3 separate regions of the Homo sapiens genome follow, and regions 1 and 3 are each linked to region 2. Evidence: chromatin loops called from intact Hi-C (ENCODE). Cell type or tissue: ascending aorta. All regions are shown on one strand. Each heading gives the region's core, and the rest is flanking DNA. Links, peaks and the distances in the headings are about the cores only.

Region 1 (7,760 bases), core at 1,171-6,170, 700 kb after region 2:
GGTATGCTTTGATTGCAAAAAGGAGAACTAGTCCTTCCTAGATGTGCCAGCTGTAAGAAGCATGCCGTTAAGTGCAGGGTTGCCTGCTGGATGCTTGATGTGTGAGTCTTCAATGTGTAGATTTCAGAAGATGTGTAAAGGCAAGACAGTGGCACATTCTTCCAAACTACAGCATGAAAGTGTTGGTCCCTAACTTAGAACATTCACATAAATTCATGAAAGAAAATGTGATAAACTGAAGTAGGACAAACCATCCATCGGAAAAAAAAGAGATGAATGGTAATATTTCATTGACTTCTGATATAGTCCCATAATTATAAAGACAAACAAGATGAAAACAGAGTTTACTATGAAAAACAGTTGATGGATAGATACGCAATATGCAACATGCAATTTTAAAATTTATCAACATGAACAGCAATATGTTGACCTAAAAAAAATTCAGGCAACTGAATTGAATGATGCCTAATTTCCCAAAGTTGCTGTGCCATGTAAAACGCTGTAGAGGAGGGAGTACACATATTAATAAATACAATCAAAGACATATATGGGAATTAACACTGCTTAGCATCAAGATTGATTCCCCGTACAAAAGTGGTTTCTTTTTTTTCCTCTTCAACGCTTTTTTTTTTCGCCACCACAATCAGAAGTTTCTGTTGCAGTACTGAGTTATTTTTATAGATTGTGGAAACCTTGATAAATTCTTTTGAGAATTAGCTGGGTCTTAAAAGAATCTCTTTGTTTCAGCAGAAAATATAGTCTGAGCACGTAAGCCTCCGTGATAGAAGGGCAGATGCTCCTGTGGCTATTTTTCACTTTTCAATTTCCCTTTTGTTTTTCAATTTAAGTGACATACTTAATTTTACTACCCTAATTATTTGGCAATATTATTGTATCCTGTGTTGTAACTTGCAGGATACTCTTCCAATAATAAGAATATATTTCTCATAAATTTAAATTAAGAAACAATAAAGTTACTCATCAGTTACATAATTTTAACTTGTCCAGTCCAGAATTAACTTTGTCTTGGAGTGGTAACAACAGACACTTTTCTCCTTACCAAAATAAAAATTTTAACTGTCAACTGTGTATTAAAAGAGCCCCCCATTAAATGATTATATTCCTCCTATCGTATTTTCTCCAATTCAAATACATATTCATGTAGTATAAATTTCATTTTGTGCAGGAATGACAGCCAGTTATGTCAGGCTAGATTGATTTGATTGATTTGCTTAACAAATGTTTTCTTTCAGAAGATCCAATTATTCTTGTAGGCCATCTTGGGGAATGCACACTTGTTCTACAGCTTGATTCCTAGCTGTGGATTCATTTAATCATGTTTCACTATAAATTCATGAACTGTAGATAGTGGTGTCCAGGCAATTTTTTCTTAAATTATTAATAGATACATCCAATGTTAGGTATGGGTTTAAATTGTTGTCCCTGATACAAAGTATGTTTTATAGCAGAAATATGATTGAATGCATAATTTATTTAAGGTTTAGCAAAGATGCAAGACGTGTTCCTTTCCAAATGCAAACACTCTGAAAGCACTGCTAGATAAGTAAACACTGTGCTTTAAGAGAGAGTGTGTGAGGCAATAAATGTCATCCCCAACTCAGATAAACACTAAAATTATATTTATGTGATGATGGAGATGTTTTTGTGGCATCTAAGCACCTTTAAAACACAGCCAGGATTATTGATGAATATGCCCTTTACAGTTGCTTTGGTTTGCTTGTTTTTTGTTTGCTTTGTAGTGATCTTTGACAGATAAAATTGTTTTTCCATTAATCCCCCTTCATTGCAATGTTTTTAAATCCCCATATGTTCTGATATTTCCAAAACAGTGAGTTGAGATATAAAACTTATCTGAGGAGATGACAGGGCTTTCCTCTTCATTTTCAACTGACATTTGTTATTGATTGGATACTTACCTCTTCTCCCAACTTTGGGGGTCTTCTGCGTTGTTGGGAACCTTCTACATTTCCAGTGGCAAAGGCACTCTCCCTGGCTCAAATTTAACACCTCCAAATTAGTCCTTAATATTTTTCATTTCAAAAAAATGTTTGTTTTCTTAATCAATGAAAGATTTCAATAATATTCTGAGAAATTTTCTTAGTGCCTATAACCTACAATTTAGATAATGAAGCAATTTATGACTATCCACTTATGTTCTGCTTTGCCTGGCATAGACAATGACATTTCTCCTTGCAGGAGTCAATAGGTTTTGTGTTGGTTCATGCTCATGGTGATAGTGAGTTTCTGTGTGTGTGTTTAATTATGGTTGATAGTCCAATAAGAAATAACCAAGTGAATACAGCTTTAATATTCAAGTGGCATAAAATCTGAGATTTTCAAGGATCCCCAAGTTCACAATAAATGTGTATATTATACATGAGAACAGATCAACAAAGCTGAATTGAAATGGACATGTTCACCTTTAACCTGACTTAATCATTAGTCACAGGACATCCCATACCAGCCTGGCAGCTTGGTATATTTGAACTGGTTTCCACAAAATAAAAATGTCTAAGAAAGTATAATGGAGGTTACCAGGTGGAGGGAGAGGGCAATGGGGAATTGTTTTCATTATTTTTTAAATTTATGATTTTTAAAAAATTTTTTTGAGGCTGGGTCTCATTCTGTCAACCAGGCTGGAGAGCAGTGGTGCGATCATGGCTCACTGCAACCTCCACCTCTGGGCTCCCGTGATCCTCCCACCTCAGCCTCCCAAGTAGCTGGGACTACGACTGCATACCACCACCCCCGGCTGATTTTTGTATTTTTTGTAGAGCCAGGGGTTTTGACATGTTGCCCAGGCTGGTCTCCAACTCCTGAGCTCAAGTGGTCCACTCGCCTTGGCCTCCCAAAGTGGACTACAGACATGAGCCGCTGCACCCAGCCTGCTTTTTAATGGGTACAGAGTTTCTGTCTGGATGATGAAATTTGTCTGAAAATATTAGAGGTGATGGTGGCATAACACTGTGATTGCACTTAATGCCATTGAATTGTACACCTAAGAATAGTTCAAATGGCAAATTTTATGTCATATATATTTTACCACGATAAAAATTAAATAAATAAGTAGATGATACTTAAGTGTCCAGATTTCACTAAAAATTGAAGAACAACAACAAACAGGAAATAATGAAAACGTTAGAAGCCTAATTGCCAAGACTATGCCTTATTTATGATAGTAACTGGTGATATTTATATCTAACTTTTAGGAGAAAGGGTACCTATTACTCTATTTCACTGAAATAATAAACAAGTATAAAAGCTAAAGGAATATGCTATTTTTTTTCCACCTATTAGGCATCTAGAGTTATAAAGGATACCTTTTTAAGAATTCTACAGGTCCTTCTGACCGGTATATTCAGACGTATAGACCTCAAAATTACTAGTGATGAGGATGATAAATTATGATACATTTATGCTAATCCCACTTGTCCTTAACAGTCACAATTGCTCCGTCTGATCCCTTGTCTCCCAGTATTTTCCCTAACCTAGCGATTAAGTGATGATAGCAGAGGGTCACTCTGTTCACTTTGATTCATCTGCAGACATCTATATTTTCATGATTCTGGCTTTATCGTGGTTTCATCATCTGTGACCTTCTCTTGCCCTTGACAGAGTTGGTTGTGCATTCACAAATGATTCTGAGGCTGGGAAATTTCTTTTTTTTTTTTATTGTCAAAGCTCTTAGGTGCTGGACATTCATAAAGGAGAAACCACAAGTTCTAAAAAGCAATTTGTGCCTTCCATGGTGACTGGGAAGAGTTACATATCATTCCCTTCTGCCCTGGCAGACACTGCACTAGACATTTCCCCTCTTTAGAAGAATTTGCCCATCTTGGTAGTCTGAGGGAGCAAAGGATGAATTTGGAAAGGTCATGTTGTTTTTTCAATCTGTAACAAAAAATTTCACAAATAATATTTTGTCTTGTATTACATACAAGATACAGTCAAGTAAAATTTTAAATGTAACTTACATTTCTCAGGAAGATTATTTAGGTAGTAAGATGTCTATGTTCCTTCATGCCTCCCCACTCCTAAACAGCCTCTTATCTTCCTGGAAAACTCTTTTCATCTCCAGTAAAAGGTGTCATGTTACTTCCTGCTTGATGCCTTCCTCACCTTGCCCAGATCAGTTTAATCTGTTCAACTTACCAAGCAAGCTTAATTATTATTATGTGATTTTAGGTCTGTTATTCTCTTCAGCTTTTGGAGCCCTCTAGAGCAGGTCTGTGGCCTAACTCAATTTTGCCATCTTCCTCATCCTATGCCAGTCATTTTTTGTTTCATTTCTCCAGTAAGTCTTTTGTTCTTGAATGAATGAATAAATGATGAATGAATGAATGAATGAATGCTTAAACAAACAAAAAATATCCAGACCTATACATTTTATTTATTTTTCTGTTTCTATTTTGCTGATAACCAGTAATGGCTTTGGAGTCAGAGAAGGGTTCAGTTTTAATTTCTATCACCTTAGAAGCAGTTTCACCTTGGATAAATTACCCAACCCCTCTCAGCCTCAGTTTCTTCATCCGTATAGTAATGGTTATAATAATTATGACAAAAAGAAGGAAGTCAGGTGATTAACGTTAGGTAATAATCTCTCTAATAGGAACTGATAGCAGCAGCAAAAATAGACATAAGCAAAATCTTGAATTTTTTTTATAAGAGAACTTTCACCAGAGAAATAACATCCAGGAAGATTCCTGGAGATCATTAGAAGCAAAGGATGAAACAGTGGACATGTTTCATAGGCATTCTTCAACCTAAAATAAATGGGTTGTGTTTTAAAGGTTTGTTTCTGAGCCGATTGCCTTAGAGCTCAGAAATACATTCTTTCATACAAACAACATGCTAGTTGATGGCTCTGTTCTTAGCACAGCCTACAAAGTGTAGGTACCTTAGAATATGCACTAAATAAAGAATTAATAGTACCATTTCAGTTATCATACCAACATTTTTCTATAGGGCAGTGTGTTCTGTGTTCATAATTTAAACTTCTAGGAACACAGGAAACATCTGGAGGAAGGAAGTTAGAGAAGAAAATTTGGCAATCAAACAGATCCAGAAGATAGAACTTATTGAAATCAGGTAACAAAATGAAAATTAAATCTAAAACTAGGCTTTTATACCCATTTTCAAGATGATAATCAAAATTAACCAAAAATCTCAAAAATGAATCTTTAGGGAACATATTACGTGGGAAAGAACTGTATGAATATTACTGTTAAATAGAACTAAATTAAAATCCTGAGTTGATATGTAGAATTCCAGAATTGTGAAAAATGTATATAACTTCTTGAGTTTTAATTTCCTTATATGAACATGGAACAATAATACTGGAAATAGTTGCCAAGAAGAATTATAATGCCCTAGGTTATTAGGAATGTCTTTCTTGTATCATTTATCTTTTATTTTTGAACTCCAGCATTAGCTTGCATTCAAACACTTATATGTGATGTATACATTTATGTATATATGTATGTATGTGTCTGTATATATGTATGTGTCTGTATATATGTATGTATATGTATGTGTGTATAAATAGTATATATAGTATGTGTGTGAGAGTATATATATTCACCTGTATGTGTGTATATGTGTGTGTGTATGTGCGTGTGACGTGTGTGTGTGAGATGTGGGTGTGTATATATGTGTATTGAGATATAGGTATACACACACACACATATATATACGTATATATCACACATATATATACGTATATATATGTATATATATACATATATATATGTGTGATATATACGTGTATATATGTATATATATACACGTATATATATAGTCCTTGAAACCGTTTGGCTCAAAACACCTCTATTATTTAGTTTTTTTCTTTCTACAGAATTCTCAAACTTTCCATATATTTTTCTTAAGCTGCTTCTTGCTCCCCTTCTCATCTTGCCCATGCTTAGATGCTGTCAGATCATTCATTTTGCTACAGTTTCCATTCATTTTGTTGCCTTCACTCTGTCTGTGCCACCTTCCCTCGTGGTTTTTGATTCTCAGAACTTTTGCTGAGGTGTCTTCACTTTTCTTTTCTTCCATGGTCTCCCTAAAACCCATCTACCACTGTGATTGTTTTTCTACTTCTATTGAACATTCTCACTTTAAGGTTTTATGGAGCATTTAAACTCCTTCTTTGTATGTTCCCCTTTTGACTCTTCATATTGTCATCTTTATCATCCTGAATGGTTGCCTCCTACTTTCCCCTTCAGACTGGGGTTTTCAGTCCATCTTTGGTGGAATATTTGGTCTCCACTTATTTCATTTTTATTCATTATTGTCCTGGTTCTTTGTGTAGAATTGCCTCTCCATAAATAAGCCCTGTTTCTCCTTTTGTAGAACAGTTTATTTTTCTGTATTTGTTTCTCCACATCTTGTTCATTCTAGCAACTTTCTTTTTACTCATTTGACTTTTCTTCCAACATTTGAAATCAAACATCAATTTATTTTATAAGTATTTCTTTTGAATTGTCATGCAACATTCTAAACTCAAATCATAAAGTCAGAGAATTTTAGAGGTAGATAGAACCATAAGTATCACCTTGGCCAGACCGTATGTATTACCAAAAAGGAAAGTAACTGGAAAACATCTTCTCAATGCCCAGCTCTTAAGTGTTATCTTCCCCTTGCACTCCAGTGAAACTTTAGGTTGAGTCATATTCTGTATTGATTATCAGTTCCACCTGTATAATATTGTTTTTCTTCTATTCAAAAATGGACTGATATAGCATATATGGTTATCTTTAATTGCAGTAAATTACACATCACATAAAATTCACTGTTTTAAAGTGTACAATTCACTGACATCTGGTGCCTTTATCATGTTGAGCAACCATCACTATTGTCTAATTCCAGAACATTTTTATCATCCCAAAAGAAAGCTCTTTGCCCAAGAAGTCACTCCCTAGTCCTCCCTCACCCCTACCTCCTGGAAACCGCCATTCTGCTTTCTGTCTCTAAGCATGACCTATTCTAGATCTTTCTTCTAAATGGAATCATGTAATATGTGGCCTATTTTATCTGGCTTCTTTCAACACATATAGTTTTATAATCTGCTATTTACAACTTGCTATGTATGGTTATATAATCTGAAAACATAGCAAAAGTGTATATATATTATAAAAGTTTTGAAAAATATTCTTCTGCATACACAGTGCCTTTATTTTTATTTATTTTTATTTTTGACAAGGTCTCATCTGTTATGCAGGCTGGAGTGTAGTGGCACAATCTTAGCTCCATGCAACCTCTGTCTTCCAGGCTCAAGCGATCCTCCTGACTCAGCCTCTTGAGTAGCTGAGAGTAAATTAGTGTGCACCACCACAACTAGCTATTTTTTGTAGAGACAGGTTTCACCATGTGGCCCAGGCTCACAATGCCTTTTTATATTCCCAAGTTTTACATGCTTTGTTTTTACCCATGCTAGTACTGTGACCTTTTTCCTACAACTCAAACAACTTTCCTGATGTTGAGTTTAATTCATAGAGCACACAGAGAAGCATGTCCCAGTTGTCCTGTGGAACACTTGCATGCCTGTCACAGACCTGCCTGGGAAGCTCCCAGCAGACACTCAGTCCCACTTGACAAAGATTCTTCATTCATTCTGGTTTTTGTCCTGCAGTCTCTAAGTAAATATAAGATGTAGACTGATATGAAGCTCTCCAAAACTCCTCACTTACCCCAGGTTTAGTAACTCTATGTATGTCCACAACCAAAGGCCATCTCCT
Region 2 (7,760 bases), core at 1,475-6,474:
GCACAGCGTGAATCTCTACATACTATTTTGCTCTTTTCAAAAGGGTGACGCACACTAACAAAGCCTCTAATCTGCCATCTTCAAAAAAAAAACTTCATAATCTTAATAAGAATCCCAATAAATTGAGTAGTAATTGAGAAATTGAGAGAAACTGCTGAGGCTGTCTGAATTAATGAGGTATTTGGCATTGTCACTTTAGTCCAGTATTTCTCAACCCTGGCCAGTGATGAACTGATTAGGTATTAACAACTGCCTGGGTGTGGAGGGGACACTGATTCATAGCATTTGGTAAGTTTTGTGGTATAAATGTTCTCACCATGAACAATTTCAAGCTACCAACAGTTTAACAGCCAGTTCACAAAATTCCTTAAAATTTAACAGTCTTCTAGGCTATAATGTGGGGCACTGAAAATTATCTATACTTGAGCACCGTTATTCAGTTTTGGATACTCTGATTTAATTGATTTGGGAAAGGGCACAGTCCTTCCTTCTTCTATTCTTCTCTCCTTCCTTCCTTCATTCTTTCCCTCCTTTCATAATTTCCTAATTTAGATGTGCTCCCAGGATTGAGAATGAGTGATGTAGAGCAGTGAGCTTCCTAAACTTTACTATGCACCAGAATCACCGAAAGGCTTGCAAAACACAAATGGCTGGGCTCCACCTCCCAGACTTTCTGATTCAGTAGTAGTTCTGGCCTGGAGTCTGTAATTTGCGTTTCTAACAAGTTCTCAGGTGATGCTGATGTTGTTGGGTCAGGTATCATACTTTGAGTCTCTGGGGCTCATACTCTGGTTGCCATTCATTGTGGTTTTAAATATGGATTTCTTTCAGAGTGGGCAGTCACCTTTTGGATAATGGTTTTTGTATTGTTTTTTACATTGGTTGTGGGTGAGAATCTCCACCCACAAAGTGTGTTACTGCTACAAGTTGTACTACTTAGATCTCCCCGCATACTTTAAAAAGTTTACATGAGCCCCTAGGGGGACTAAGGAAAAGAGCAGAATGGGACCAGAGCAGTCTATCCCATGTCTGCCTGGAACAAAAGAGGCCAACGATTCTTCTTCCTAAGTAGAATGGGCTCTCCACATTGCTTTAAATGGGAAATGGGCAATGGCATTTCAGGTTTCTTTCACCACAGGATCCTATTTTTCTTACTAATATGGTATGCCTTCTGTTGGTACCTATGACTCTTAATTAATTTTTGGTCCTGTTGAGATTTCTGGTCAAGAGAAATTCCATCCCCCCAACCTCCTCCTTGAGCTGTTTTTCCTATCCTAGCCTCTCAGGCACAGATCTAGCCATTTCCCCTGACTTTTAGACTGTTATGCAAGGCGACTACATTTAGAGCTGGTCACTCTGCATTTTGTACACATTGAATTAAAGATATAGCATAATACATTCTGGGCATGCACACCTGCACTCTCTAGGCTTTACTAGTTGCATGTTTGCTCCTTACATCATAGTTTTAGGTTTATCAAGCAATTGGCTTCCTCTCTTTGTGCCCCCAGGACAGCTGAGATTAGCAGGGGCCAGTGCTTCTCCACAGAATTTGAAGGAACTAGAGGTATTTTTTTTCTTAAGATTGCAGTGATGTTGAGGCAACCATTTTCTTTGCAAAGAAAACACCTTGAAGTGTTCTAAAAAATAATAATAATAAATAACTTTTATTTACTATTTTCTTAATAGATGAGAATAACTCAAAGTCACTAGCACTTGTGAAATGAACTTAACAAAAGCCACTATGATTGAGACCATCCTGGCTTACACGGTGAAACCTCGTCTCTACTAAAAATACAAAAAAATTAGCCGGATGTGGTGGTGGGCACCTGTATTCCCAGCTACTAGGGAGGTTGAGGCAGGAGGTGAACCCCAGAGGCGGAGCTTGCAGTGAGCCGAGATTGTGCCACTGCATTCAGGCCTGGGCGGCAGAGCAAGACTGTCTCAAAAAAAAAAAAAAAAAAAAAAAAAAAAGCCACTATGCACACATTATAGGTATTTTTAAATGACAGGCCTTACATTTTTTCCTGGAAAAAAAAAATTGTCTTTTAGCTGTTTGCTTATCCTAATTTCCCCCCCAAATCTCCATGATTGGGAGTTTTTCAAACTTAAAAAACTGTGACATTTAAAATTTCTGGTAATTTGTTCTCTTTTTTCTTTTCTTTTTTTTTTTACAGCCAAATATTTAACAAAAATTTTAAGTATAATGTAACATTTTATTATGAAAGAAACAACTACTGGAAACTAACTTGCAACAAAAACCATTCTAGTATCTTTGCAGTACCCTTAGGAGATACCTAATTCTTTAAAGAGATGTTTATATTAATGAACTGATTTTAGAAGACAGAATTTTTGAGATCGCTTTTAGATACCTACAAGCTATATTAAAAATCACCAATAAACAAATTAAGATTATCTTTGACCTCTGTTTTCTGTTGGCCTAACAAATGTTTTTGCAGAGTTTAGGATTGCTATTTTGAAAATGGGAACTTGTAATTCTAAAGTACTAACAATCTGAAAATGCAGGATTGCTGGACACTCCTATGTGGTGATCCATTATTAGCTTCTCCTCCAACTATATTTGCCTTGAACTTGAGAATCTTAGTTTACTGTTACTTTTACATTATCAAGTGCTAATGTGTGAAAGGATTTTATTATGCTTTTACTACTCATTTCATGATATGGTATCTTATTCAATATTCTTTCACAGACTTGGGGATATTAGATATCAGGTCAAGCATTATGTTAAAAGCTTAGGCCAATCTTTTTATATGACCGCAATAAAGAATATATTCATTTCACTTATATTACCACATGGCCCTCATAAAAGGTCAGTTTCAATTGAATATAAAATACCTTACAAATGGCAAATCATATGTCATCAACAACACACCTATTATGAATAATCTATTTTCAATTACCACCTTCCCCTCTTTAAAATATAACTTGGAAATGTCTTAGAATCACTAAGAGATCTTCATTATGTATTTTGTGCAAAAGACATAAAAATTGTATATTTTTCTGTTTTAGTCAACAAAATATGTATGGAGTAATCACACTTAAATTTCAGTTAAAACAAGTTAGGTGCATCAGATATTCAGACCAAAAAACATGAAATTATATTTTTTCCATTTTGTTGTTAACACAAAATTTAACTAATTAACTGAATCAGTTACTCGGCCTGGGCTATTGATGATGAGATAATATTACAAGAAGTTATATGTATACACATAAGCTGGTTGCTGTGATTTAGGAGTGCCAATTTATTCTTACTCAGAACATGCTTAGCAGTGTATACAAAGGTTTCCAGTATAACAAAGGGTTGACTATATATAGAAATATAGGTTAGAATGAGCTTAATTCTATGTGATAACCAAGGTTGATTTTTACAACTGGAATAACAATTTCCTAGAACAGAAAAACCTGTAGCATATTTAAAAATGAGTTTTAACCTTTCTAGCCATGATTTTAAAAAGCACAGTCTTGACAAAACTGCTTAGTCCCCTAAAGGATATATTTTCAAAAGTATGATCTTATGTTTGAAAAAAAAAAAGTCTAAAAATGTTCTGTACTTTAAAAGGCCCACAAAAAGTGTTTTTTTTTTTTTTCTTTTTTAAGTGAGCCTCTGTCACAATTACTATAATCAGGAAAAATGGAATACAAATAAGCAAGAGCAGGCTTTTTCCCAGTACGACACTTCCTACAGCTATCTTCATTCAGGGTGACAATTTCTATTTTAACCTAATTAAGTATAAGAGAGGACCAGTGTCCTAAGCCATAAGCCTGAAGGTTCCTGGAAGTACTGAGCTGCTCATTACCTCCCGGGCACTGCTGGGAGCCGCTGCCTGAAACTTCTGGAAGGTGCCACGGATGCCCAGAAGGAGGCTCTGCTGCACAGCGCCAGCCTGTAGGTGCACCACCTTCAACCGCATTTCAGCCTGGTTACTGTGGAATTGATTTTCACGGCTCATGACAGAAGCTGTTTTCAGCCCATGAAAAGGAAGTGGCTGGAGCTGATACGCCTAACACAAACAGCAAATTGCTCCATGGCTTTCATAGCATTCGAGGCCTGTTACCTTAAGGTTCTAATGGCCTTTTAACAGTGTTTCCAGCTGAGCAGCAGATGTAAAGGATACTGAACATTGAAAGCACTGTTCTTTTTTCCCCTCCCTGAAAGAATCATTGTTTACAGACATTGTACCAACACCATATCCTAGGACCTATTCACTGGCATGTTAGATTTGAAAAACTGAAACAAATTTCAGATAAATAGAAAGTATTATCAGTGCCATAAACCTACCACCTTACTGAGCTGTCTGTCCTATATTACCACCCATCAGGAACTGAGATCACTGAGGACGTATTTTCACCATTAATAGGGGCCCCCATTTGGTAATATCGCATCAGGGAAAATAATTAATGGAACCCTGTGAAACCTCTGAAACTCCTTATACTTTAAATTGATTGATTTTAATCCTAAAAATTGCTGTGTATTTCTGAAAATAACACATTTAACATTTAGAATTGTATCCTTTCTGCCTTTGGCTTCCCTTTCTGTTGTTCTGAGTGTTTAGTTTCGTCCTCTGTTGGTAAGGGTTGTGAAATGTTTGCCTTATAGGCAGCTATGGGCTTCCTGCATAGGGAACATGAAGGCCTTTAAAAGGTTTGGTCTGTTGAAAGAGGTTGGCATTTCAGTCTTGTGGACTTTTGGGAAAAAAATGTTAAACATAACTGAAGAGCCCTTGTCAAATTGGAGGTTTTTCCATTTTAAAAACTAGAGAAATAGTATGTCTTTTGATTTCACTTTGGTCCAAGCAGCGCCTCATATTTCCACTTTCCAGTGGTAACTAGCAGAGGTAAGAGAAAAACAGCCATGCGGGTGAGTCATCATTCCTCACTCCAGGAAATGGCTCATTTTACAAGCTTTTGGAAGGACCTTTGGGAAGTTGTGAGCTGCCACCATTTTTGAATTGAAAATATACATATGTTGCAACTCTGATGTAAAAGGCATATAGTTCCTTTTTCCTCCACCTCTTGGTTTCTCCTTCTCCTTCTCTTCTTGCTCATATAACCTGTGTAGTTTTCCGCAGGAGCTCCCACTTGATGGGTAACAGGAGAAAACATTTTAGTCTGATCTAGTTGAAAATGTAGTCTGATCAGTTTTGCCTTTCTAGCTGACAGTCAATCAAGTGGGATACTTGCTGTGGTGCAGTGGCTTTGACTCCTGGCTCCTCTACTTAGCCTTTTCTGAACCTCTCTGTGCCTTGATTTTTCCATCTGTAAACAGGGGTAATAGCAATTCCTATCTCTCATCACTGGGATTGTGCTACACGAATGAACACTTCTAAAGCTCTTAGAATAGTATCTGACAAGTACGAAAGGCTGTACACATGCTTGTCAATTAACACAGAGTAGAGGAGGAAATAAATCTCTTAGATTGCGGAGTGATAAAGGAGTGACTCTTTCTCACGAAAGAAAACTGAGGGTCCTAGGGCTCTGCCCATTTCCAGGGCCCTGCTGGCCTGCATATCTGGGGGTGGTATACTTTGTGATCTGCTCTTATTCAAGTTGGGAAGGACCGGGTAACTAGTCCCCTTCCTTTGGTATTCACCCTCACATTGGCCTTTCTGGGCATGAAGACCTCCTGAGTCACTGGTTTGTCACTCAACTGGCCTCTGGCCCACCTCCAGCCTTGATCACTTGGCATGGGGGGACCATGACAAGCCTCTGGTTTGCAACTCCGCTGCTTTCTGAGTTCTTCCCAGGAGGGCTCTAGGGATTGCTGAGCCAGACCAGTGCTACCCAGGTGAGGGGTGTAGCTCTCCCTCTGAGTACTCTGTGCCCCAAAGTTGACCCTAAAGTTGGTCCAGGTAGCCCACCAGGCAATCTCTTCACAGAATCCTAGGCAGAATTTGGGCCCCACATCCTGCTTCCCTTTGGCTTCCCAGCATTGAGGCAAAGCTCAGAGAGAAACTGGGTGTATTAGTTTGTTTTCACACTGCTGATAAAGACATATCCAAGACTGGGCAATTTACAAAAGAAAGAGGTTTAATGAACTCACAGTTCCACATGGCTGGGGAGGCCTCACAATCATGGTGGAGGGTGAAAGACACGTCTCACATGGCAGCAGTCAAGAGAAGAGAATGAGAGCCAAGCGAAAGGGGTTTGCTCTTATAAAACCATCAGATCTCGTGAGACTTATTCACTACCACAAAACAGTATGGAGGAAACCATCCCCATGATTCAGTTATCTCCCACTGGGTCCCTCTACAACCTGAGGGAATGATGGGAGCTACAATTCAAGATGAGATTTGGGTGGGGACATAGCCAAGCCGTATCACTGGGTGACTTGGCAAACCATTACCATTCTTCCACCTCCTTCCTTTGCACAGACCCCTTGGGCAGGGATGGGTTTGCTATCTCTTTCTCTTTCTGACTGGAATTCAAGCCCTTCTGCCACATTTAGAGACTTCTGCCTACTAAAGAGATGATGTAACAGACCCTCATGCCCTTAGAGGTGGAAACCTATAAGGAAATAAATGATTTAAGGAGCAAACAGAATGGAATCTGTTTTTAAAGTATTTGTAAAACATTATACCCATTACATAAACAATATGAAAACTTTCAAAGAATCTCTTGAGCATCAAGTAAATTGGAAATAATATGAACTTTTTATTTACATAGGAATCTTTGGGATTCCTTGCAGATACTACTATATAGAAGCAAAAGGACTTAATTCCTTGTCTCATGCTTGCAAATTGGTTAAAGTTTTCTTACCTTTTCAACTCTGGTTTCCTATCTATACAGAGAGAAGTCTCAAAATAAATGTTAGTTCTCCTTTTCCCCATTCCTTCATGACATGTGGTGATAAGAAATCTTCCTATTCCTTGTTCAGCAACAGGGAGAAAATGTAGGAGGCTGTAATCCCCACTCTAGACTTAGTCATTTTAATTTCTTTTTATGATGAGCTCTGAAGAGAGAAGCTCTAATAGAACTTTAAAAGGTGATCTTGAAATGCTGTTAAATGTCAAACAGCAAATCTTTAAAAACATTTACTTTCTTTTTTTGGTCTTCTAGTTGGAAATGGCACTGAAACATCTCTCTCATCTCATTTTTCACAGGTTTCTGTTTGTTGTTTTTACCATCAGGAGAATGATCTGTTTGATAAGTTGCTTTGATTATTTCGATTTGTTGAAACCAGTGGTTCTCAAACTTGAATGTGCACCAGAATCATCCAAAAGTCTTATTCAAACCTAAACAGGTGGGCCCCACCCTGAGAGTTTTTGATTCAGTAGATCTGAGATGGAGCCCAAATTGTGTTTCTAACAAGCTCCCAGGAAATGCAGGTGCTGGTGTTCTCTGGACCACACTTTGAGAACCACTGTCTTAAAATTTAAGACTTCAACTATCAGCAGTTCCCTTTTTTTTCCCCCCAGGGGTTTGAGAATACATTTCAAACATGGTTTGACATTCAATAACTCAAACTATTTTTCTAACTTACTTCTAGGCATTTGCCTTCTAGAAATTTCCATCTGATAAAAGATTTTTCCAATACACTTACTTTTCTTCCTGACTAATTTGATTTGTGCACACTCGTGACAATGCTGATGTCTTCCCTGCTTTTATCCACCAAGTAAAATCCAACCCTGTTGAAAGTTCTCTTCAAACTCCCTTCAAAATCCCTTTTAAATTCATTTGCCCTAAGCCTCTTGGTTCCTGTTTTCACCTTTGCCAAGCTTGTATAGTGTTTGTCTCTTTATTAG
Region 3 (7,760 bases), core at 1,171-6,170, 530 kb after region 2:
AAGTTATGCTAATATTATGCACTTTACTTCCAGCTCTCCTTCGTGTATTATTTTTACCAAAATCCTAGACACTAATGACACACTTAATGACAGAATTAGTAAAAGTCGTGTATAAAGGCTGCATGATGGATTAACTTTCTCAGGAACTCTCTTTAATAATACCATGTTATATTCTGAGTAACATCTTGATGTATGAATTAAATAAGTTAACACAAAGGCATATGTGTCATAATCTTATTTGGAGCTGGTTCATCGGTAAGCATTTCAGAGACCCCAGTGAGACATATCCTGTTCTGGGCTCTGGAAATTGATGATGAAAAAGACAGGGAAAGTATCTTCTGTAAGGGGCCTGTACTTGATTGGGGGAGACCATCAATTGGTTTAAAAAGCTAGTAATCTAATTTCAGATACAGTCAAGTATTGAAGCAGACAGGGCATGAGGAGTGGGGCTTCAGGAAAGTCTTCTTTTACCAGAGAGCTCAGCCAAGGCCCCTGGGAGGAGATGCCATCTCAGTGGAGAAACAAAGGGTGAGAAAAGGACATCCATGCAAAGCCAGAGCATTCCAAGAGAAAAAGGAGCAAACACAGATGCCCAGAGATCTTAAAGTGCTGCATATATAATAGAACAGTGATAACAACACGTTCTGTACTTATTGCTAATGTTTATTCTGCTTACTGCATGCTAGGCACTGTGTGCTAAGTAGTTAATCCTCATTATCTCATTTTGTTTTTCTTTTTATTGCTTCAAGAGACAGAGTCTTGCTATGTTGCCCAGGCTGAACTTGAACTCCTAGGCTCAAGTGATCCTCCTGCCTCAGCCTCCCGAGTAGCTGGGACCATAGGCGCACACTGCCTCCTGGCATTCTCATTCATTTTCCAAACTATGTAAAAGACTTTACAGATGAGGAAACTGAGGCCAAAAGAAGTTCAATTACAGGCTTAGAGTCATCTAGGTTTTAGGTTTCGTATCTGAGATTTGAGCCCAGGCTCAAAGCCTAGAGTCTAAAGCATTCCCCTCAAGCTAAACCTGGAGTTTTCTAGAAGAAAATTGTCATTGCCACCTTCAGGCCTGGTGAGCTTCTGAAAACTAAGTGAAGCTACAAAAGAGATGAGGCTGAGAGTGATCGTGGAGAAATAATAAGCACGTATATTTGGTCAAGCAAATATTACTTTGCAGTCTGTTAGCTACAGTTAAATATTTAACACCTTTGAAAGCTCAGGGTTGATGACATTTTCAAATTGTCAATTTCTGTTTACATTCGGGCAGTCTGCAGCATTACTGTGTTCAAAAACAGTTGGACTAGTCTTACTTTGCCTTAATTGAAAGGTTCATTCTTAACACCCAAAGCAGAAGTTGGCGAATGTCGTCTAAACAAACCAATTTCAACAGAGTTTTAAAGTTACTTAGAGATATAGTGCTGTCAGAAAATAATTCTCTGAAAAGTCACAAAATTCTGCAGCATGACTCATTATTTGCAGACCGTTTTTGTAAGAAAATGATTGGCTTTTTAAAAATGTAGTGCTGTAGCCAGCAACAATAAACCCCCTTTGGAAAACACATGATTCGGTTTCATTTACTTTTAAAGCCTTTTTTTTCCGTCTTTTTTTCTTTGTTTCTTTCTTTTTTTGGGGGGTGGGGGGGTGGTGTACATTTTTACTAAGCACTAGCCTGGAGAGAAACACCCAAGTATCCTGTTCACTGAAAACTACATAAAAATAGTACAATCTAGGTAATCTCTCAATGTTGTACTTTACAAATATAGGGAGTAGAATTTCATTATGTTAATAGTGTTATTATAATATAGCAGTAGTAATGATAGCTTACATGTATTCAACCCTTACTATGTGCTGGCGCAGTTCTAAACACTTTAACAACAGCTCTGAAATAGACACTAAGAACATCCTCATCTTACAGATGAAACTGCTGAGACTGAAAGTACTTAAATAACTTCCGCCAAACAGATGGGGACAAATTGCCAAGTGGCAGAGCTGGGATTTGAACCCACACTCTCTTTTTCCACCTCACTAAATTATCTCCAGAAGAGTGTCCATAGCATCTTCTTTTGAAACCCAGTATCATACTGGGATAATGAACTGATATGATCCGGATCCATCAATACGTTTCTCTTAACTATCTTTTCAAGGTATGTTCAGAAAAAAAAAGAAAGAAAGAAGGAAAGAAAGAAAGAATATATTTTCTTTTAAAGCCAGCACAAATGTATGCTTCTGCCCTTGGCTTCACTAGAAGAAGTTTGGAAACCTCCATATACTAGGCAATTACTAAATCAATTATTATGCTTGGGTCTGTATCAACTTTGTAAATGACATAAAACATTTCATCAGGACATACCTTGTCCCTGTTAAACCATCAGATCCATCCCATTCCCTGCTGACTGGTTTGCAGGCTTACAGAAACATCAGATGGCTGTGGCAATGAGTAGGATTTGGACCATCCTTCCACCAAATAATGACAAACTATACGGAACAGTTGTGCTAATGTTATGATTAAGCACCCTTGCCCATCGACCAACCCCTGTCAGATTTCCTTATCCATAGAGATATCTCTAATAATAAAGGATGGAACTTAAATCCACATCTGGTTGAGTTCAAATCCAGCAAATTCCAAAAAGGACATACTTCCCATTCCTCAATCTTCTGACCTCAGTCCTGTTATGTAATTGAGTGTGGCTTCCTGGTTGCTAACCATGCTGTCATAATTGCCTAGCCATAGGTAAAAGGATCTCACACAGCGGTTGAAACAGGCGATCAAGCAAGTTTTAATTTAATTTCCCAAGCCCCGTCTCCTGTTTTCTTACGTTCTCCACTTTTCTGTGTTCTTATCTCTTCTATTCCTTCACTTCCTTGTTTTTCCTAACTCTTGTGCTTACTAGCAACATTAACTAAACCCAGCTAAGCCTTTCCATTTGCCCAGATAACTCTCCTAAACAGAGCAAATCACATCTACCCTTTTGCTCAGGCATTCCAGTGTGCTCTGACACTACTACTTTTTTGTTGCCAATGAGGTTTTTATTGTTTGCTTAACAAAATTATTTCATTAAGTGAATGGCTTTAGAGATTCATTTGGTTTTATTTTATTACTGGCTTGGGGAAAAGATAGCTTTTGTTAGGAGAATATGCCAAAAAGTAGAATCGGTACCTATGTAGACATTATTGTTATGATTTATTTCCCTGTATAGTAATAACATTATTTTATAGGTTTACGTGAATACATTTAATTGCTGTCCTGAGAATTCCAAAGCTAATGTGTACAAGGGTTATTGCTAATGCCTGGTGCATGCTGAATCAGTAAATTCCAGTCATTTGTGTATTTGTACCTACATATATCTATACATTATGTCTACATCTGTATCTGTGTCTATTTGTATATGTATTTCTGAGACCAGCTAAGAGTTCCCTTTCATTAAATTTCTGTTGCCATATTAAAAGCTACTTTCTACTAAAATATATTAAGGGAAAAGCAAGTTATCAAGTCCACCGGACCTTCATTTATAACACCAGAAGAACACTCAGTGTAAGAGAGATCTTGAAAGAGGAGTCAAAGGTGAGCTTTTTCAATGCTGGTAATTAATCCTTGCTTTGCATAGGCTAATTGAGGGCAATTATTGAATACTTGATGTCATTTCATTTCCTAGCTGTCAATGGGATTACAGCCTGCTTTCCCTGCTAAATCTGTTAACCTCTGTGCTTTCTTTTGCTGGTAGAGGGATGTTCAAGATAGAGGGGCACCAAGAGCTTTGTTCTTTTTTGTGAATGTCAATATTTTTCTTCAAAAGAATGTTGTTCTCCTTTGACAGATTTTTTTTCTCTTCCTAATATCTCTGTTAAGGCACAAAAAAAGAAGCAGCAACTTTCTGTTACTGTTGGTACCAAAACGAAGAGAGTGAATTATAAGAGAGATTTCCTGGGTGGTCTGCCTTACTTTATAGACTAACTGGTGCTCAAATACATGCAAATACACTCACTAACTTGTTCAGCAAATAGTTACTGAGTAGCTATTAAGTCATAGCATTGTGCTAAGTACTGGGGAGAGGTGAGAAAGGAGACATTAATTCTGCCTTTAAGCAGCTCAGAGACTACTTTTGAGGTTGAGGTGACATCAATGCACTTGCTTAGATACGGCCTTTGGCAAAACTGGTAATATTTTAGGTACCCACTTTCACCATTCTTGCACCTGTTGTTACACCAAGCTTCTATACCAGGACAAATTATTTATTTCACCATCCTTAATCCATTTAGCTAACTCTCCACCCTATCTCACCTCTCAGCCCTACCCAGATAAATCCCATTCCAAGCAAATGGCTTATTTGGCAGTAGTTGAGCCCATACAGCCAAGTCTTTCCCATGGGAAAATATGTGGGAATGTGTGCCTTAAGTTTCTGGGTTGGCTGGATACATTTGCCTTGATGGCCAATGAGGTTATGGCCATGTTTTGCTTCCATCCAATAACTCAGAGAACTGTAGCCAATCCAAGTAGAACAAATCATTTTTCTTCTAAAAGATCATTGAGATAAACATTTCTGGATTATTTATTTGTTTGTTTAGTTTTGCTTAAATACTTGCCAATCTAGATTTTGCTGTATGTTTATAACTATCCTTTTATATTTTAAAAACATTTTATATTAATCTGCCAAATATAATTTTCTGTCACACACTGCTTTTCTTTCCAGTTTATTATTTATATCACTTTCTATGCCTATTCGTGTGTGTTTCTCGAGAGAAAGGACTGAGACTAATATCTTTACAAGCCTCTCAGAACTTAGTATTGCGGCTACCAGTGGAGGAGCTGAATACACTGGACTGAATTCACTGGGCTTTAATCAATGTTAATTACTATTTTTTGTATAAGAAAAATAATTTACATCCAAAATAGCCTTCTAACATACTTGATGACAATCTAAATGAAGTTTGTTCCTTCAACTCATTCTGGTGTCTTTGTTAAAAATTATGGATTACTTATTTATAATTCCATATTGAGACTACAGACAACTTGGAAAAATGATAAAAGCCTCAAAGTATCTATGGACCATTAGAGTATACAGTGAAGTTATAGTAATCCTGCAACTAGTTGCTGGGTGGCGTGCCCCTCCATTTCACTGTTATCCATCACAAAATCATGTGATCCGGGTTCTGTGATTCAATTTCAAAGAGATAGTTTGATTATCTCCTGAAAACCTAAATGGCTTATGTTAGCGTCGTATGTGCTATATGCTATATCTGCCCCAGTTATCACTGTCTCTTTTTCATATGGGCCAGTTCTTTGTTCTTTTGTTCTTTGTTAGAGGCCACCTTTGTCCCCAATTTTTTTCAGAGGCACCACGCATGTACCTTAGAGCTTAATGTAGGGAAATGACACCCCAGGTCATCTGGTGAATGGGGAGACTCTTCCACTCTATAAAGAAAGACCATTCTGGATATTCCCTCATTTGTGTGCATATAAACCCCCTGGGACTGGAAGATGCTACTCTTTTCCACTGGTGGAGTTTGTGGTGAAGAGTTGAGGACATTCTTTTTTTCCTTATGGATCCAAGGAATGTGAGTTATCTTACAAATAGAGAACCAGACCCAATACACATAGAGATGAATACCTAGATCAGGAGAAGTGAGGCAAGAATAAGGCCAAAGTAGTCCAATAATTTTTAATTATACATGAAAGTCATTAAGAAGTAATGAGGATGAAAACAAATATGGATTCAAGACCCGACAATTTAAAAAAAGCATTTTTTTCCGCAAACTGTGAAGAAAACACACCAGTCAACCTATAATTAAATATGTGTATTAGATTCATTTATTGAAAACCAAAAAAAATTTAAAAGCAAAAAAAAACACATTGTTTTCCTTAAGAGAATATTGCCATAGGCTACACATATAGTCAATTATGTCCCACCATATTAGATGCTATTTGCTATTGTAAACAATTAGCTTAGCCATCATTGTGGATTTATTTTTTCCAATCTTTACATCTTCAAATGACTCCTGGCTTAGTCAGTTTGTTAAAAATGGCATATAAAACAACCCCTAAAGCTTTCTCTAAACTGGTACACAGCATTCTTCATTATTAAACAGCTGGCACTCTAACTATATGAAATTTCATTAAATTAACCTTAATGACTTTATGGTTCACGATCACAAAAATACACACACACACACACACACACACACACACACACACAAAATAAAATTTTAAGATGTAACTTCTATGCTTATCTAAGGTTACTCCTATTAAAGGTTTGACAATGTTAATGTTTAAAACAAGTCATAGAATGATTCAACAATAATCTGCATTTTATTTTTAACTTTGAACATCTATTTTGGTCATTGCCTTTATGTTTCTTCATATTTATGCTTCCTGTGATAGTAAAAACTTATTCCTATAAAATGACTGATTTTATTTTTAATTTCTTTGAGCTTGTCTTTATTGACTGAAAATTTATTTTTTTGATTACCTACATTGTGTAAAGTACTGTTATAGGCATAGAATAAAATGTTTAAGCCCCTATTTCCAAGGGTCTTACAGACTAAAAGAAATATATAATTGGCCGGGTGCGGTGGCTCATGCCTGTAATCCCAGCACTTTGGGAGGCTGAGGCGGGTGGATCACAAGGTCCAGAGATCGAGACCATCCTGACCAACATGGTGAAACCCCGCCTCTACTAAAAATACAAAAATTAGCTGGGCATTGTAGCAAGTGCCTGTAGTCCCAACTACTCGAGAGGCTGAGGCAAGAGAATCACTTGAACCTGGGAGGCGGAGGTTGCAGTAAGCCGAGATCGCGCCACTGCACTCCAGCCTGGCAACAGAGTGAGACTCCATCTCCGAAAAAAAAAAAAAAGAAAAAAGAAATACATAATTATACTTTGTCTACTCTTTACTAACAAAAGTCTTTTTCGCAAGCGCCATTTTGATCCTGTGAAGACTCCAGGAATTATTTCTATTTTGTAAATGAAAAGCCAAGGTTCAGAAACAAGCAAGATGCCCAAGTTAAGGGATCGTTACAGGCAGAACCAAAATATGGATTTTGTACACATCCAGGATCCTTTTCCCAGTATTTCTGTCCCTAGAGTTGGGGTCCTAAAAATTCCCTGTCAGAAGCATTTCAAATTGTTACTATATGAAATATAGAGAAGAGGAGCCTTTCAAAGGCCATTAGTGAAATCAGAAATGATTTTATGGGAGAGTTCCACAGATTAAGATAATGTGATCCTCTGAAAATGTCTGAGACTGTCTGAGCCATGATATTAGATGTAGCACACAAAAGTCAGGGCTAATAGATAAAGAAAATATTTTATATGTACTTTTCTAACTATGTATATAGGTAAAATACCTATTAGGGTCAGCATCTTTTGAAAAATTATATATGTATAATTTTAATTGACAAAAATTATATGTTTATGTTGTACAATATGATGTTTGATATATGTATACATTGGAGGTGGCTAAATGAATTTTATTAGCATATGTATTATCATATATTTATTTTTGTTGGTAAGAACATTTAAAATCTACTTTTTTTAGCTATTTTCAAGTATACAGTATATTGTTCTTAATTACAGTCATCATGAGATACAACAGATCTCTTGAACTTACTCTAACTGAAATTTTCTACCCTTTGATCAACATATTCCCAATCCCCACACCCTCTAGCCTCTGATAACCACCACTGCACTCTCTGCTTGTGGGTTCAGCATTTTTAGATTCCATGTATGTGTGAGATCACGTGATTTTTATCATTCTGTGCTTGG

Evidence for each region. Peaks named below come from ENCODE experiments on the same cell type or tissue, not always from the same donor. Only the 100,000 strongest peaks of a DNase experiment are listed, where the experiment ranks them.
Region 1: it touches region 2 in a loop (2.3-fold over the local background); 2 of 110 quality-filtered maps call a loop at or near these places.
Region 3: it touches region 2 in a loop (4-fold over the local background); 5 of 110 quality-filtered maps call a loop at or near these places.

Annotation. Positions count from the first base shown.
Region 1 is chr13:93,947,117-93,954,876 of GRCh38, forward strand. The region is part of intron 3 of GPC6 (glypican 6); the gene reads left to right. Among named protein-coding and RNA genes, the nearest start is that of GPC6-AS2, 93 kb to the left of the region's middle. In ascending aorta, for the core only: a CTCF peak has its summit at 4,258; no DNase peak of the experiment used is centred there.
Region 2 is chr13:93,244,847-93,252,606 of GRCh38, forward strand. The region is part of intron 1 of GPC6 (glypican 6); the gene reads left to right. Among named protein-coding and RNA genes, the nearest start is that of GPC6, 22 kb to the left of the region's middle. RefSeq lists enhancers at 3,378-3,879, 3,880-4,379. In ascending aorta, for the core only: no CTCF peak of the experiment used is centred there; a DNase peak (open chromatin) is centred at 3,875.
Region 3 is chr13:93,774,441-93,782,200 of GRCh38, forward strand. All of the region lies in intron 2 of GPC6 (glypican 6), which reads left to right. Among named protein-coding and RNA genes, the nearest start is that of GPC6-AS2, 80 kb to the right of the region's middle. In ascending aorta, for the core only: no CTCF peak of the experiment used is centred there; no DNase peak of the experiment used is centred there; H3K27ac peaks cover 883 bases.